Regions from separate parts of the Homo sapiens genome. Here region 1 is linked to region 2. Evidence: read pairs that join two places in POLR2A ChIA-PET (ENCODE). Cell type or tissue: MCF 10A. All regions are shown on one strand.

Region 1 (8,000 bases), 200 kb before region 2:
AGCTGTTAGTGCCAATCCAGATCCTGAATGGCAGAGGCTGCTCTTCACTTTGTCTATAAGTAGCGGGAGTGGAACTGACTTCTTTCACTACTGCAGTCCTGACTATGCCCATATCAGATCCCTTATCAGATTTGTGCTTTATATAATAGCAATCAGCTTGATAGGTCTTTGTTCAGTGTTTGGACCATATAGTGGAGCTTTGGTAACACTAGAACTGGAGACTTGTGATTAAATCTCATTACCATTAATGTTAAGTATAGCCTTGTGTGGGAATGTTACAGAGAAAAGGACTTAGAGACTTACCGAATCGAAACTTTATGTCTTGGGAACTCTAAGGATAAAAGTAATTTTAAAAAAAGAAATGGAACAATTTTTTCTATCTTGGATAAAATAACAATTGAATATTGTATTGGTCAGGGTTCTCCAGAGAAATAGAATATATATAAAGAGATTAATTGAAAGGAATTCACTCACATGATTATGGAGGCTGGCAAGTTTAATATATGCTGAACCAATGTCCTAGTTGGAGTCCAAAGGCCAGAAAGCTTCTGCAGAACCAAGGAGATCCAATTATCCAGTTTGAAGGCCATCAGGCAGGAAGAGCTAATGTTCAGTTCCAAGGACATCTAGCAGAACTCTTTCCTGGCTGGAGGAGGGTCATCATTTTGTCCTATTCAGACTTCCAACTGATTTGATAAAGCCTACCCACATTATGGAGGGCAATCTGCTTTACTCGGTCTTCAAATTTAAATGTTAATTTCTTTCCAAAACATCCTCACAGAAACACCTAGTGGCCAAATACTTGGGCATCCATTGTCTAGTCAAGTTGACACATAAAAGTAATCATTAAAGATATTGGGCTTTTTTTTTTTTTTTTTTTTTTTTTTTTTCAGAATTGAGTTGAGCTTGACTCAACAGTCATCTCCTAGGATAAATTGTACCTGTATTGATAATTGTTCTAAGGTGCTCCAATAATATGGGGATCTGTTGGGGCTGGGGGATGATGGTCTGATCTCAGTCTGGTTGGCTACTGGTACAGCAGAAGAATAACATGTTGAATTTCCAATAAAAAGAAGCAGCAAGCCCAATTCAATAAAAACTTCAAAGAATATCTAATAAATAGCCTTTGCGAAACCAAGAAAAGAAAGTAGAGGGCAGTAAAAGTAAGGCATATGACAGAACTAGATTTGTTGGTTTATTTGCTCTTTCAACACGGATTTTTAAATATGGAAACACAGACAAGTCATGCTTGCTTTTTTAAACCAACAAATTAAAATTGCGAACATGGCTAATTTCAAATCAGATTAAATAAAAAATTTCTGCATGGAAAGCATGTAATAGCTTTTGTCTTCTTCCTTACCACCTGGAGAGCTCTTCCCCTTCCCTTCTCCCTCTGCCCCCACCTTGTCTGCCTAACTCTTACTCTTGTTAAAACCTTAGGTTACAAGTTTCTTCCTCTGCCATTCCTTCCAAAATATCAAATTCAATTTAGGCCTTCCTCTTATGTATTATCCTAGGTTTTCATGAATGCTAGTGTCATTTCTGTGCTGTTCACTACAGTGCTTGGCACATAGTGGGCACATAAAATTTATAGAATTCAGGAACAAGAGGTTAACTATGGAATCCCATTATTTAATGGTGAGGGACTGAATATATAAATGGATAATGGGCAGAACACACATGACAATAAAACTCTGACTTCGAGCAAACAGACCAGAACAATTAGAACTTGGTTAATGACTACCAGCTTTCCAAATATGCTCCCCAAACCAGTCATATAGGATGCTTCCCTTCCAGTTGGCCTGCCTTCACGTCTTCATGCCAACAACTTTTTTTTTTTTTTGAGATGGAGTCTCACTCTGTCACCCAGGATGTAATGCAGTGGAGCCATCTTAGCTCACTGCAACCTCTGCCTCCCGGGTTCAAGCAATTCTCCTGCCTCAGCCACCAGAGTAGCTGGGAGTACAGGCATGCGCCACCACACCCAGCTAATTTTTTTTTGTATTTTTAGTAGAGACGGGGTTTCACCATATTGGCCAGGCTGGTCTCGAACTCCTGACCTTGTGATCCACCTGCCTCAGGCTCCCAAAGTGCTGGGATTACAGGCGTGAGCCACCATGCCTGGTCTGTCACTTTACTTTTAAAATGTACAACTTGATATTTTGATACATGTATATGTCTTAGTCCATTTTCTGTTGCTTATAACAGAATATCTGAAGCTGAGTAATTTGTATATAAATTGTTCTTACAGTATTGAATGCTGAGAAGTGCAAGGTCAAGAGGTCACATCTGGTAATGACCTTCTTGCTGGTGGGAACTCTGCAGATTCCCCAAGCCATGTAGGACATCATGGGACAAGGCAGCAGAGAACTCTGTTTTATAAAGCTGCCAGTTCTACTCCCATGATCACCCATTAATCCATTCATTCATGTTCCAGCTCTCATGCCCAATCATCTCTCAAAGGCCCCACCTGTCAGCACTGCCACATTGGACAGTTTCAACATAAGTGTCAGAGGGGACAAACATTCATTCCAAAGCCTGATACACTGTATAATAACTATCACAATCAAGCTAATTAACATAGCCACCACCTTTCATATTTACCATTTTTTTCTATTCCCTTTATTTTCTTCTCTCTTTTTCTTTCTTTCTTTTTTTTTCCAGACAGTCTTACTCTGTCGCTCAAGTTGGAGTGCAGTGACGCAATCTCAACTCACTGCAACCTCTGCCTCCCAGGTTCAAGCGATTCTCCTGCCTCAGCCTCCCGAGTAGCTGGGATTACAGGCGCGTGCTACCATGCTCGGCTAATTTTTGTATTTTCAGTTGAGATGGGGTTTCATCATATTGGCCAGGCTGGTCTTGAACTCCTGACCTCAGTTGATCCACCCATCTCAGCTTCCCAAAGTGCTGGGATTACAGGCGTGAGCCACCGCACCTGGCCCCATTTTCTTTCTTGTGTGCAAGTGTGAGAACACAAGATCTACCCTCTTAGCAAATTTCAAGCATACATTGCGATTTTCCTAACTATAGTCACATTGCTGTACTTTAGCTCTCTAGAACTTACCTATCTCGCATAATTGAAACTCTGTACCCTTTGACCAACATCTCCCCATTTCCACCTTCTCCCAGGCCCTGGCAACCACCGTTCTACTGTCTGCTGACATATTTCTTAACTTGCTATTGCAGTCATCACAACTATGACCAAAAATAATAATCACTTCTGTAGCTACCCCACGAAGCACAAAGAAGTTGAAAATTATCAATATATTTATTAATATATTATGCTGAATTCAGGCATAACACTTTCTTCTGAAGTACTTTACATTCTGAAATCCTTAAAAAAATCTGTCCAGTGAATTCTGTGCTTGATAATAGTCCATCTATGCTGTATTAAAATTAAATTGTAACATGATCGGTTCACCTCATAATGATCTTTATTTCATAAAACAATTTGAGATGAGGTAAAATTTGACTTCAAAACTAACATAACACCATAAATTTCCAAAATAGTTTTATAAAAAAATTAAAAAGCCCACAACACTATAGATAGATAACATACCTTAATTTTTATTTTATTTTATTTATTTATTTTTTTATGAGACGGAGTTTTGCTCTTGTTGCCCAGGCTGGAGTGCAATCGTGTGATCTTGGCTCACTGCAAACTCTGCCTCATGGATTCAAGCGATTCTCCTGCCTCAGCCTCCCGAGTAGCTGGGATTACGGGCATGCGCCACCACGCCCGGCTAATTTTGTATTTTTAGTAGAGACGGCGTTTCACCAATATTGGAGGGGCTGGTCTTGAACCCCCAACCTCAGGTGACCCGCCCGCCTCGGCTTCCTAAAGTGCTGGGATTACAGGACTGGCCACTGCGGGAGCTGCGGCAGCTGCGGCCTCTGGGTACGGGGTCAGCGGGCAGTCCTGTAATGGCCACATTACAGGACAGGCCATCGCGCCTGGCCACATGCCTTAATTTTCAAAGTCAAATTTGTCTTTAAAAAGAATGAATTCCTACCCTTTGGGGGTATTTATTTTTGCAACTAACTTCCATCCTTTTATTAAGTAATCAAACATAGCCCATTTGAATGTTGGAAAAGAACTGTCAGAAATACAAGTTCTTATTTTGTACTTTGGTAACATGAATTTTACACTTAGTTGAACATGAAGAATCAAAAAAGCTCTGGATTGTTGTAATAATTGTTTAGAATTTTAGATGTACCATTTGACCTTTGACTTTAAGATGAATTTCAGTGTCCTCAGTAAATAAAGGCTTACCCCCAACCTTAAATAGTGACGCACAAAGGCTATTATTACCACCACTGAGTGGCTTAAATAATCCTGTCAACAGCAATCGCCCATTTCCAAAGCCATGGTGAAACATCTCTGTGCTAATTTCTTTTGTTTTGTTTCCTAATTTTTTTTTTTTGGCAGGTGGTGGGAAATAATCTTTGTCTTCTTTGGAGTAAACCTTCAACACCGGATTTTTTCTTTTAATTATGGATGTAAACCCCAATATCCCCATAATTTACATTGGGTCTCGACCAATTGCCTAATTATAAGAGGATATATTTAGGCTCTTATTTCATCCACACAAAAACTTGTGTAACAGGTAGTTGGAAACATCTGAGGCACCACTTTGATTCTGTTTTGGATGGTCATGTTTTTTCTCCTCCGTTTCCCCAGCATGTCTGCCACCATCCTCATGCACTGCTTCCAAGTGCCTGGGAGCCTTTATGAGCGTCCCTAAACCTAAAAGAATCCAGAGGCGGGGCTCGGATGAACCCTCGAGATAAGCAAGTGAGCCGCTTCTCCCCTCTAAAGGATGTTTACACGTGGGTGGCACTCGCTGGAATCCAGCGCTCGGGCAGCCCTGGGAGGACGCGCTCAGCTGCGAGGAGGTGACCGGCGGCGGCGCGGGCAGTCCGGAGGGGCGGGACGGGGCGGGGCAAGGCGGGGGCCGGGCCGGAGGAGGCGGGCTCCCGGGATCCGCGGTGTCCGGCAGTAGAGCTCGCTGCAGATCCGGGCTCTGACCATGATTTGGCGCCGCGCGGCGCTGGCGGGGACGCGGCTGGTTTGGAGCAGGAGCGGCTCGGCAGGCTGGCTTGACAGGGCGGCGGGAGCTGCGGGAGCTGCGGCAGCTGCGGCCTCTGGGTACGGGGTCAGCGGGCAGGAGTGCCGCGGCGTGGTGCGCAGGCCTTGCGGGGGTCTGGAGAAAGCGGTGGGCGGAGGTGCCCCTTTGCCCCGGCGCCGGGTGGGCGAGGCGTACTAGCGCGTGGGCTCTGAGTCATAACACGCAGAGGCGCTCGAGGGATGGGCAGGGAAGGGTGCCCTCCGCGGCTGTGCTGACTTCAGGAGCCTGTGACTCTCGCGTTGAAAATACTTCACTCATGTTCACTTAGGCCATCCCTCTGTGAATTGCTACATAAAATACAAGACGCCGCAATCAATTGGAATTTCTCTGAAAGAGCGAATGATTCTTAGTCCAAGTGTGTCCCAAATACTGCAGTGGACATAGGAAAAACGGAACAGTTTTCTGGTGTTTGGTTACAATTCTAATTTGACCGGGCGTCCTGCATTCTTGTTTGCTAAACTTAGCCACCCTACTGCAGGAAGTGAAGGCGATGATTCCCGCTGAATGGCCAGAGCTTTTAGGATAGAGGCTGACTGATGGTGATGCCGCCTGCGGCTAGACCGAGGATAGTGCTTTCCTTACACTTCCTCGTTTGGAATATCAGCGGCTTCGGGACCTGCAGTGGAAGGGAACTGCGGCTGTGCTGCCCACGCCCGCGCGGCTGGTGCCTGGCGGTCCTGCCGGCTCGCACTTCCGCGCCTGCCACTGCGCACTTGGCCGGAGAGTCTGTCTCGCTATCTACTTGATCTGGGAGCTTCTATCAGTTTTGCAAGATTCTAGGAATCTCAAGTTTAACTTTCCAGACCAAGCTAGAGACCCCTCCTGAAGGGCTAATCACAGGCTGTTAAGTGTTTGACAGCTCTTTGAGGCCCCGCCGTGTTTTTTTCTGCGTATCCCTGGGGTCAATATAGCACTTTGCCTACTTAGCACACAGTAGGCGCTCCATAAATGTGGCATGACTAGGTGCTTCATCTGTGTTGAAATGAAATGTTTATTGTGCACTTACTTCCTCCGTGCATGTTTCTATTCATAGTTCGCGACAGTTTTTACCAAGGTCAACTAGAAATTGAAGGGAAAGGGTGTCTTCCAGAAACTTTTATTTGGGTAATATTTCAGAATGCACCTCCTACCTCCTCTCACTACCCAAGAAAACATTCTCTTGTGTTCTATTGGAGCTCCTTCAGTAGTAAATGCTGTAGTAGATGGTTTGGGTATGACAGTTTAAGTGCTGGACCTGAGATGAAAGGACTTGCTTTCTTAGTTGATAAACCAAATACAGCTTGCTGATTTATTCCACCAATGCTCTTCCTTAGGGCTAGGCCAGTGCTGCCTAACCTTTTCTGGTTTAGGCTTCAGGAACTCAACTTTCTTTTATCTTAAAGCTTCACCCTCCTCTCAGGTTGGCTGCAGTCTCCCTAGCTCGCTACCCTTAACTCCTTCCTGAGTTAAGCGCACAGGACTTTTTTTTTTGTTTTAAAGTGTTCCTTGCTAATACTATTAGGAAGCAAGGAATAATAGATTGTAAACATTGGGTAGGTTATAATGTTATAATGTTTAATTCCTGTCTCTTACTCTTCTTTGTTATAACTGAACAAACTGATGTTTGCTGTAGCTTCCTCACTCTAGGTGAGCTGATATCATAATCGTTCCCCCTTATCCGTGGTGGACACGTTCCAAGACCCTCGGTGGATGCCTAAAACCTCGGATAGTACTGAACCCTATACATGCTATTTTCCTATACATACTTGCCTATGATAAAGTTTAATTTATAAATTAGGCAGAGTAAGAGATTAACAACAATAATAAAAGAACAATCACTTTAATAACAAAATGCTCATTTCAAGGAATCCCTTGCTGAATCTTCTCATAGGCCCAGTGCTTTTTGGCATAACACATTGCTGTCAGTTGGAACACTTTTTCTGTTCTTGTCTCCACAAATTTAATACCTTTTCTGGCTTAACTAAGCACTTATACCTTGTGGCTGTAACTTGCAGTTTGAGGTGTGACATCAAAACTGCCATGAATTTTTTACTTCTTTACAACTGCACTGATAGAAGATCCGTTCTTACCATAGACCTTAGCAACCTCAGCGTGTGATTTTTTTTTTCCTATTAGGTGGAGAACTTTCACCGTTTCACTTAAAGGAAGCACTTTAGGGCTTCTCTTTGACGTACCTGAATTGCCAGCATCACTACTCTAGTGGTTTGGAGCCATTATTATTATTATTATTTAAGACGGAGTTTCACTCTTGTTGGAGCCATTATTAAGTAAAATAAGGGTTACTTGAACACAAGCATCACCACACTGTGACAGTCGATCTGGTCACCAAGACAGCTGTTGACTAAAGCGTGGGGAGCTTATACAGAGTCCATATGCTGGACAAAGGGAGGATTCATACCCTGGGTAGGAGGAAGCTAGATGGCTCAAGATTTCATCATGCTACTTAAAACTTACGAACTATTTTCTTCTGAAATTTTCCATGTAATGTTTTTGGACCACAGCTGACCTTGGATAACTGAAACCGTGGATAAAGGGGGACTACTGTGTAGGGCAGATGTTCATTATCCAAGGATAAGATGTACTGGAAAAAGCTATTAGAGTGGATTCACTTAAAATAAGACTAGTATTTCAGGCCAGGCGCGGTGGCTTACACCTGTAATCCCAGCACTTTGGGAGGCCGAGGTAGGTTGATCATATGAGGTCAGGAGTTCGAGACCAGCATGGTCAACATGGTGAAACCCCATCTCTACTAAAAATACAAAAAATTAGCCAGGTGTGGTGGTACATACCTGTAGTGTCAGTGACTCGGGAGTCTGAGGCAGGAGAATTGTTTGAACCTGGGAAGCGGAGATTGCAGTGAGCCAAGATCAC
Region 2 (8,000 bases):
ACACAGAGTGCTGATTGGTGCATTTATAATCCTTTAGCTAGACAGAAAAGTTCTCCAAGTCCCCACCAGACCCAGAAGCCCAGCTGGCTTCACCTCTCAAAAAGAACCTGAGAAGAGAGCGTCTTGTGGAGAGACCCTCTGTTATAGGAACTGTATAACTTGAATGTGGGACGCAGCCTGCCAGAGGGAACTTCCAGGTGGGAGCGGGGGAGTAATTGGCCTCACCTCATTCTCATCACTCCCTCAGACCTCCTGCTGGGACTCTACAGGAACTCAACTGCAGACTAGGAGGCAAAGGAGCCGACGGATGTATTCCACACTGAACAGCATCCTGGGATCCAGAGGGGTAAACAAGACGTCTGGTACCATCACTCCTGGCCCCTCAGCATCTACTTTTCGTTGCAGGAAAAGTTTGTGTCTCCATCACAGGGGACACATGAAGTTCCATCAGCTACCAAATCATAACAGGGTAACATCAGTTGAGTAGCAGCTGTGCCTGAAATGAAAACATTAATGATCACTGAGTTCTCCACGTAAGGTAGCAGAGGAAAAAAGGAAAAACAAATAACACCAACAGTAGCTGATACTATCCCCAAATCTGTAGCTGGACACAGAGCATAATTTGGTAAGCAGAATTCCTTTTTCTACCATACATCCTATCTCTATGTTCTCCTTTCCCTTTGCCAGCACTATGGTTGGACAGGGATTCTCTCCTGGTAGGATAATCTGAACTTTCATTTCTCTAAGTCCTACAATAAATAAGCAAATTGATTCCAGCATCTTCTTTTGAGCATCTGTTTCCTGAGGTCATTTTTGTACTATTAATAAATGTAGCAGGAAATGTATGGCAACTCAAATGAAGATAATTCAAGGAGAGGTTAATAAAAGGACTATGCACAAAGGTATTGTACAGGGTATAAGGAAGTCCTAAGCTATGATTTTGGAGTTCCCCAGGCTACTTACAGGGAAACTCCTTGGCCTGAAAGAAAAAGACTCATTACTATAATCTGGAATGAGAGGGTCCCATGAAGAACACACCTTCAGAACTGTTTTCTTGGGTAGGGAGAAAGAACTATCTTGAAGTAACCCTGCAAGGCAGGCTGTAGGGGAAGTGCCCTTACCTCACTCTCCCTTCTCCAACACTGCTGGGGCTCCCCAGTGGTCAAAACCACACAGAATCCAGAGAACAGAAAAGCCTGTTGATGGGGTGCATACAGAGCAGGTTCTTGTGGGCAGGAAACCAGTTAGAGAAAGGTGAGAGAGGATCTTAAAGAGAAAACAAAGATCTCTGGCACCTTTTTTTTTTTTTTTTAAGTTTTAGGGTACATGTGCACAATGTGCAGGTTTGTTACATATGTATACATGTGCCATGTTGGTGTGCTGCACCCATTAACTCGTCATTTACATCAGGTATATGTCCTAATGCTATCCCTCCCCCCTCCCCGCACCCCGTGACAGGCCCCGGTGTGTGATGTTCCCCTTCCTGTGTCCAAGTGTTCTCATTGTTCAATTCCCACCTCTGAGTGAGAACATGCGGTGTTTGGTTTTTTGTCCTTGCGATAGTTTGCCGAGAATGATGGTTTCCAGCTTCATCCATGTCCCTACAAAGGACATGAACTCATCCTTTTTTATGGCTGCATAGTATTCCATGGTGTGTATGCTCTGGCACCTTTATTCCTAAAAACAACAACAACAACAACAACAAAAACAAAAACAGTCAAATGATTTCTAAGACAAAACAAAATTCCACCTTTGATGACTTTCCATGGATGCAGGGCAGGCAAGCCCCCAAACTGGGACTTAATCTGGGACGGTTCTTGGCTTCACCCAGGAAAGTATTCAAGGGTGAACTGGTGATGTTAAACAGCAACTTTTATTGAAGTGGCAGTGTATAGCAGCAGCAGAGGTACTGCTCCGTGCAGAACAGGGCTGCCCCATAAGTAGTGTGCAGCTCAGGAACAGTTCTGCAGTCATATTTATACCTACTTTTAATTACATGCTTAGGGGTAGATTATGCAGACATTTTTAAAAAAAGGGTGGAAACATCCAGGTCATTGTCATAGAAAGGGGTGGTAATTTCGGGTGTTGCCATGGCAATGGTAAACTGACATGGCAGTGGTGGGCGTGTCTTGTGGAGAGGTACTTTCACCTCTTGCCTGTTTCAGTCTTCAATGTGGTCCAGAGTTTGAGCCCCACCTCCTACCTCACCATCATCTGCAGAATAAAATCCCATCTGCTTAATATGCTATCTAATCCTCCAACAATCTCTCCTTATCACAACTTTCCCACTTTGACTTTTATAACTTTTCCAATCCATGCCATTATTTGGGCTTAATACTTTGTATTTTTATTCTCCTTTATAACTCATACCAGAAAGCAATTCTTCCTCATCTGTTCTTAAACTCAGTTTAAAATTATGTCCTTATGTCAAAGGTACATTCAAATGTAGTTACTTCTCTTCTCCCATTGGACTTATTCCAGATGAGGTATACTTGTCATTAATGTAGCCCTTACTGAATTCAGGAATTGCATTAGGTGCTTTGATTATACTATTTGTCATAGGAATCCAGCAGTATGGTTATTTTTTTACATTATTGCAAATAAAGAATCTGAGTCTCAGAGAGAGCTGGCTGTAACCACCTTACCCCACTGATGAATCTGAGCATAGCTAATAATGGAACGGCCTGAAGTGGTGAGCCTCTTTATGTGATGTAATGTGAGGCACAGAGCACCTCCTATGAAGGATTCTTGCCAAAATAGTTAGCCTGGATCTGGTCAGGTCTTTAGATCCAAGAACAAGTTTGCAGGGAATATGGAGAATAGAAGGTCATGTTAAAATACAACTTGAAGAAGAAACAATCAGACCAAAATATGAAATGGGACCTCCTGTCAGAATATTGCTCTAATTTCTGCCACAGGTCAATTTTACAGAAAAAAAGAGATGGAGAATCATTCTAGATGAAGAGACATAGCAGTTATAACCACCAACTACAATGTTTAGGGGTTGTTGGGATCCTTGTTTGCCCAGTCATAAAGCATATATCAGCAGAGGTGTAATTCAAGCTTATCGAGGTCTGCCCAAGGTTGTAGAGATGCTGTCCATGCCCTGCCTATATCCTCTTGGCATTCACTGTTCTCACACCAGCCTTTCTGTTTCAAAGGGTTCTGACTTCAAGCACCTGAGACTCTCTACCTGGGCCTTTCTTTTGGCCCATGCCTGGAGCAGTCCAGGAAAGATTGGAGCTATGGCCTTGAGAGTAGACCTCAGCCAACAAAGGAAGGAGTTGGAGTGTAAGTGTCTCAGCTTCCTCTTTTGTGTGGACAGTTCTGATGACTGGTCTCCACAATTTCCCAGAAGTCCCAGTAGGATTTATTCCCAGTTACAGAATTAACATTTGCATTAACACACCTTGTATGGGTATCTTCTTTCTGTCTTACTTCTTCAGCTCATCCAGCAGTGCTTCCTGGAATCACTTTCCAAATAATCCATGAACATATCCTTTCCTCAGGGTCTGCTTCTAGGGGAACCCATCCTAAAATAGAGGATAAAACTTCTGCTCTTTCCACTGAACAATTCTGCCTCCTTCATCCATTCTGTCTTGTGATGCAATTGATAAGAGGCTGCATGACGCAGTTCACATGAGGAACTCTGTAGGCACACAAACCCAGGGCTTCACCCTAGCTTCTGTACTTGTTAATCACCTGACCTTAGGCAACTGAAACTCTGAGTCTCAACATTCTCATTGGTAAAATAGGTCAACAATAGAGAAGTTCCTCTATTACACTTTCAACTGCTTCCACTTGATGCTGTTTCTAATACTAGATTTGTTTATGAGCACCTATGAAAGTTAATAAATCTAAGTAATAATAAAGAAGTAACTTGTGGCAAGATGTTAGTGATAGCTTGAATAAAGTCATTTTGTACTTTTGCATAAATGGACTTAGAACAGCCTCTAGGAACATGTCGTACTGGTGAGTCAGGGAGTTTCTGTGCCTACTGGGCAGAGATAGTGTGAGTATGGCACATATTTGTGTGAAGAATACAGCTTCATGTCTGACAAGAGGAGCTGAGTGAAAGAGAGTCTTTGTAGTTGCCTGTCTCACTCTAGATTTTACATTCCTAGATGGCAGAAACTGTTTTATTAATCTGAGATATTTCATTATAGCAACTGTGCAAAAATGAATAAGATAAATTTTACACTCCGCAATTCTTTTTATAACATATTTGCAGTATTCATAACATATGAAACAAACCAAGTAACCAGCAGCTCGCTGTACTGGAAGCTCACTTAACAAATACAATCTCATTCATTTCCACAGCTTCCTTACAGCAGATTTCCTTCTTTCATTTCTCTGTCCCATTATCACATCATTGGGCTTGCTTTAATTCATCTACTTTTTAAAATTTTTTAAATTTTATTATTATTATACTTCAAGTTTTAGGGTACATGTGCACAATGTGCAGGTTAGTTACATATGTATACATGTGCCATGCTGGTGTGCTGCACCCATTAACTCGTCATTTAGCATTAGGTATATCTCCTAATCTTGCCTCTTCTGAGAGCTTTCCTTCCCGGATTCTCAGCCTTTGGATCTCATCTTCTAACTATCAACTTAGTCTTCCTTGTCTCCTTAATGCACTGGGGTGGTTTCTGGAGTTGGAAAATTGTTTTTTTCACTTATATTACTGACTTCATCTAACTTCCAACTTCTATATATATAACAACTAATAACATATTCACAGCTACAAATAATTTTCTCTCAATAACAATTCAATAATATTACATAGTTACTGTCTCTTACTCACTTAGTATTTCCTGAACTCTTCTTCTCCGATAAATACAGATGGTTAAATCCCTTTTCTTATTCTTAAATTGTCTACTTTCACTATTTCTCTCCTTTCATCAGGTTAATTACCTACGTAAACCCAATGTTGTCTTACTCGGTGGGTTTTTATCTAGACCAGTGTTGCCCAATAGAAATTTCTAAGATGATGGAAATGTTCTATATCGGGCTGTGTAATAAGGTACTCACCAGCCACAAGTGGCTACTGAGCACTTGAAATGTGGCTTGTGTGACCACGTATTAATAATTGATAATACTTCATTCTCTATCCACTGGAAACTTACATTGAGGAGCAATATAGCTCTGTGGCTGGGAGGACAGGCTTTGGAGTGAGGTGGCTCTGGGTTGTTACACTGGATTTACTAGCAGAGTGACTTTGGTTTGAGCAAGTCAGTCCACCTCTATAGGTCCCCATTTCCTCAGTTAGAATATAGGCATAATAATAGTCCCTATCCCATAGGGTTGGTGTGACTATTAAATAAAATACCCAATGAAAAGTGCTTAACCTCGTGCTGGGTATGTAGTAATTATCAAATAAATGTTTTTGCTGATGTTATTATTTAAAAAATTATTTTCTAGAGCAAAATTACTTATATGCTCCCAAATGAATCTCCAAGGATAAAACTGCAGCAACAGTAGATAGTTTGGAGATAGATAGTTGTTGAATGAATGAATAAACAATGAATGAATGAATTACTATGACGAACAAATGTTCTGTTCTTTACATGCTCAGGGTCACTTGCTGAGTCAGAAGTAGAGGCAGCAGTAAGAACTCCGGCTATGGCCGGGTACGGTGGCTCACTCCTGTAATCCTAGCACTTTGGGAGGCTGAGGTGGGCGGATCACCTGAGGTCGGGAGTTCGAGACCAGCCTGAACCCATCAGGCTGAACATGGAGAAACCCCGTCTCTTCTAAAAATACAAAATTAGCCGGGTGTGGTGGCACATGCCTGTAATCCCAGCTACTTGGGAGGCCGAGGCAGGAGAATTGCTTGAACCTGGGAGGTGGAGGTTGCGGTGAGCCAAGGTCTCACCATTGCACTCCAGCCTGGGCAACAAGAGTGAAATTCTGTCTCAAAAAAAAAGAACTCCAGCTTTGACTAAATTTGTCTCTGTGCTCTCAGAAAGTTTGCTATATAAGATGAGCATAAAACTCTTACCCATGGCAAGTGTAATTGGGCAGGATGGGACTTTAAATTTCTACTTTATGTCCTGCCTTGTTTGAATTTCTTAGAAGCATGGATTATTTTTATAGTAAGAACAAGCAATTACTGTATATACAATTAATTATACTAATAAAATAGTCACAAAGTAGCATCAAGTACCTTGAATTAGTATTACAGTACCTTATGTGGGTAATGCCTGACTGAACAAGATTAGTAATATTTGGCAATTTTAATTAAAATGTTTGATAGGTTTTTGGGATTAATATTTTCTTTCTGGTCAGCAATGTAAAAAAAAGTAAGATTCACATGAAATTGACATAACAGACCCTCAATACACTCATACACACACATTCTTTTATAAAAATTTGATACAGGAAATTTTAGTCAGAACAGGTTAACATAGTTACCAAACTTCATAGTGATCAAAGCTTTGAGGTCATTATGTACTCATGTTTTTCTCAGAAAGAGACAAAGAGAGGAGAGAATAAAAAAAAAAAGAGACTGTCCTTCCTCAAAGCCAGTAGCTATTGCATAATATATTTTTTTCAATCCATGTGGAGTATAGTGTGAAAGAATTTTATTATTTGCTTTCAGAATTGTATTTGTACTTAGAAATGCTTTGCAATTAGTGGACTATGATATTTTAATAGTTGAATCAATTAAATAAACATGCTAATGTTCATATTTTCCACTTGTAGCTCCCAGATTTAATATAACAACAAAATAAGGAAGTTTATTATTTTATATTATATGCTTAAATTAAGAGAATCATTCATGATTGATTTGGATACATTTGTAAAACCTACATGATGTATCCCTGGTGAAGTCCTGTGAAACACAACCGCTGAACATTGCTAAACTGTACAAAACTTTTAAATAAAACATTCCTATCTCTAATATGTTTGCCAGAATAATGAATCACAGTAGGCTGCTGTCGGTAAGCTAGCAGCCAGTGACGTGTGTTCCTTTTGCTTTCCTTTAACTTTGAGCAAGTGGTTGCAGTTATTATCACCAAAACCAAACTATTGGGAGCGTTCTGATCTGTACGACAGTTTATGCCTCACATGACTGATCTTCTCAAAAAGGTTGTGATGGGCATGCATCGCTGACTCACTTACAATTTGTCAAAATCATGAACAAAACACACATACGCCCCCACTTCTGTTTCTTTAGACTTTTTTATAACCACACTTCATTTCCTTGGCATGTCAGTGTGGGGCTGATGGCAGGATTCAGTGAAAAGTTGGCAAATGTAATAAAGAGTATTCAAACTTTGGAGTAAGTCACTATCTCTACTTCTCAAACAGTTTTGCATTTGTACAATGAGGATATTTACACTTACAGAATAACTGAGCACTTACTGAAATACGTTAAGGCATTTTAAAATTGTTTTTTAATTTGTAAAATAGTACATATTCACCGTAGAAATTTTTAAGATACCAAAAAGCATAAAGAACAAAATAAAAGCAATGTATTATTCCACTACTTCGAGATTACCACTAACAATTTTTTTCTTTTTCTTAACACCAAAATATAAATATACAACTTTGTATCCTGCTTTTTTCACCTCATCTTATAGAAAGTTATTCATCCAAAGTCACTGAATAATAAAGCTTTATTTTTAAACTGTAAAATGCTACATAAATACAAGGTCCATGTGCCATTTGCTGTTCAATCTTCAGTTCTGAGTCTGAAAAAGACTAATGCGTTATCAAGGAGACTTGAAGTATCTATTGCTTATTCCTCAGTGCCCAAATTGACTATTTAGTTTGTTGAATTGAGATGGACTTTTTATTTTCATGTTAATATCAAATTGAAAAGTGCAAGACGTACTCACTATCAAGTAATGGTAGACCTGAACTAACACGGTAAAAACACATTCACAATTTAAGTAGAGAAGCATCTTTGAATTCTACTTTCAATTTCCTAAGCATTTCACCAAGTAGTATGGGAAGCATGGGTTTTTGTCAACAGCATCTCCATGAGTGAA

The links. ChIA-PET counts read pairs that join two places held together with the same protein. Peaks named below come from ENCODE experiments on the same cell type or tissue, not always from the same donor. Only the 100,000 strongest peaks of a DNase experiment are listed, where the experiment ranks them.
Region 1: POLR2A ChIA-PET joins it to region 2 with 10 read pairs; 2 of 35 experiments call an interaction of 5 or more read pairs at or near these places.

The regions. Positions count from the first base shown.
Region 1 is chr1:193,102,413-193,110,412 of GRCh38, reverse strand. GLRX2 (glutaredoxin 2) reads left to right here and starts at 4,999. Exons shown (of 4, transcript NM_197962.3): 1 at 4,999-5,149. The coding sequence starts at 5,031. LOC124904474 (a long non-coding RNA gene) reads left to right here. Exons shown (of 2, transcript XR_007066776.1): 2 at 1-1,333. RefSeq lists silencers at 4,821-5,060, 4,840-5,134, 5,111-5,210. In MCF 10A, no CTCF peak of the experiment used is centred here; DNase peaks (open chromatin) are centred at 4,932, 5,332 and 5,662.
Region 2 is chr1:192,903,729-192,911,728 of GRCh38, reverse strand. No RefSeq gene overlaps it. Among named protein-coding and RNA genes, the nearest start is that of RGS2-AS1, 41 kb to the left of the region's middle. In MCF 10A, no CTCF peak of the experiment used is centred here; DNase peaks (open chromatin) are centred at 3,668, 3,988 and 7,018.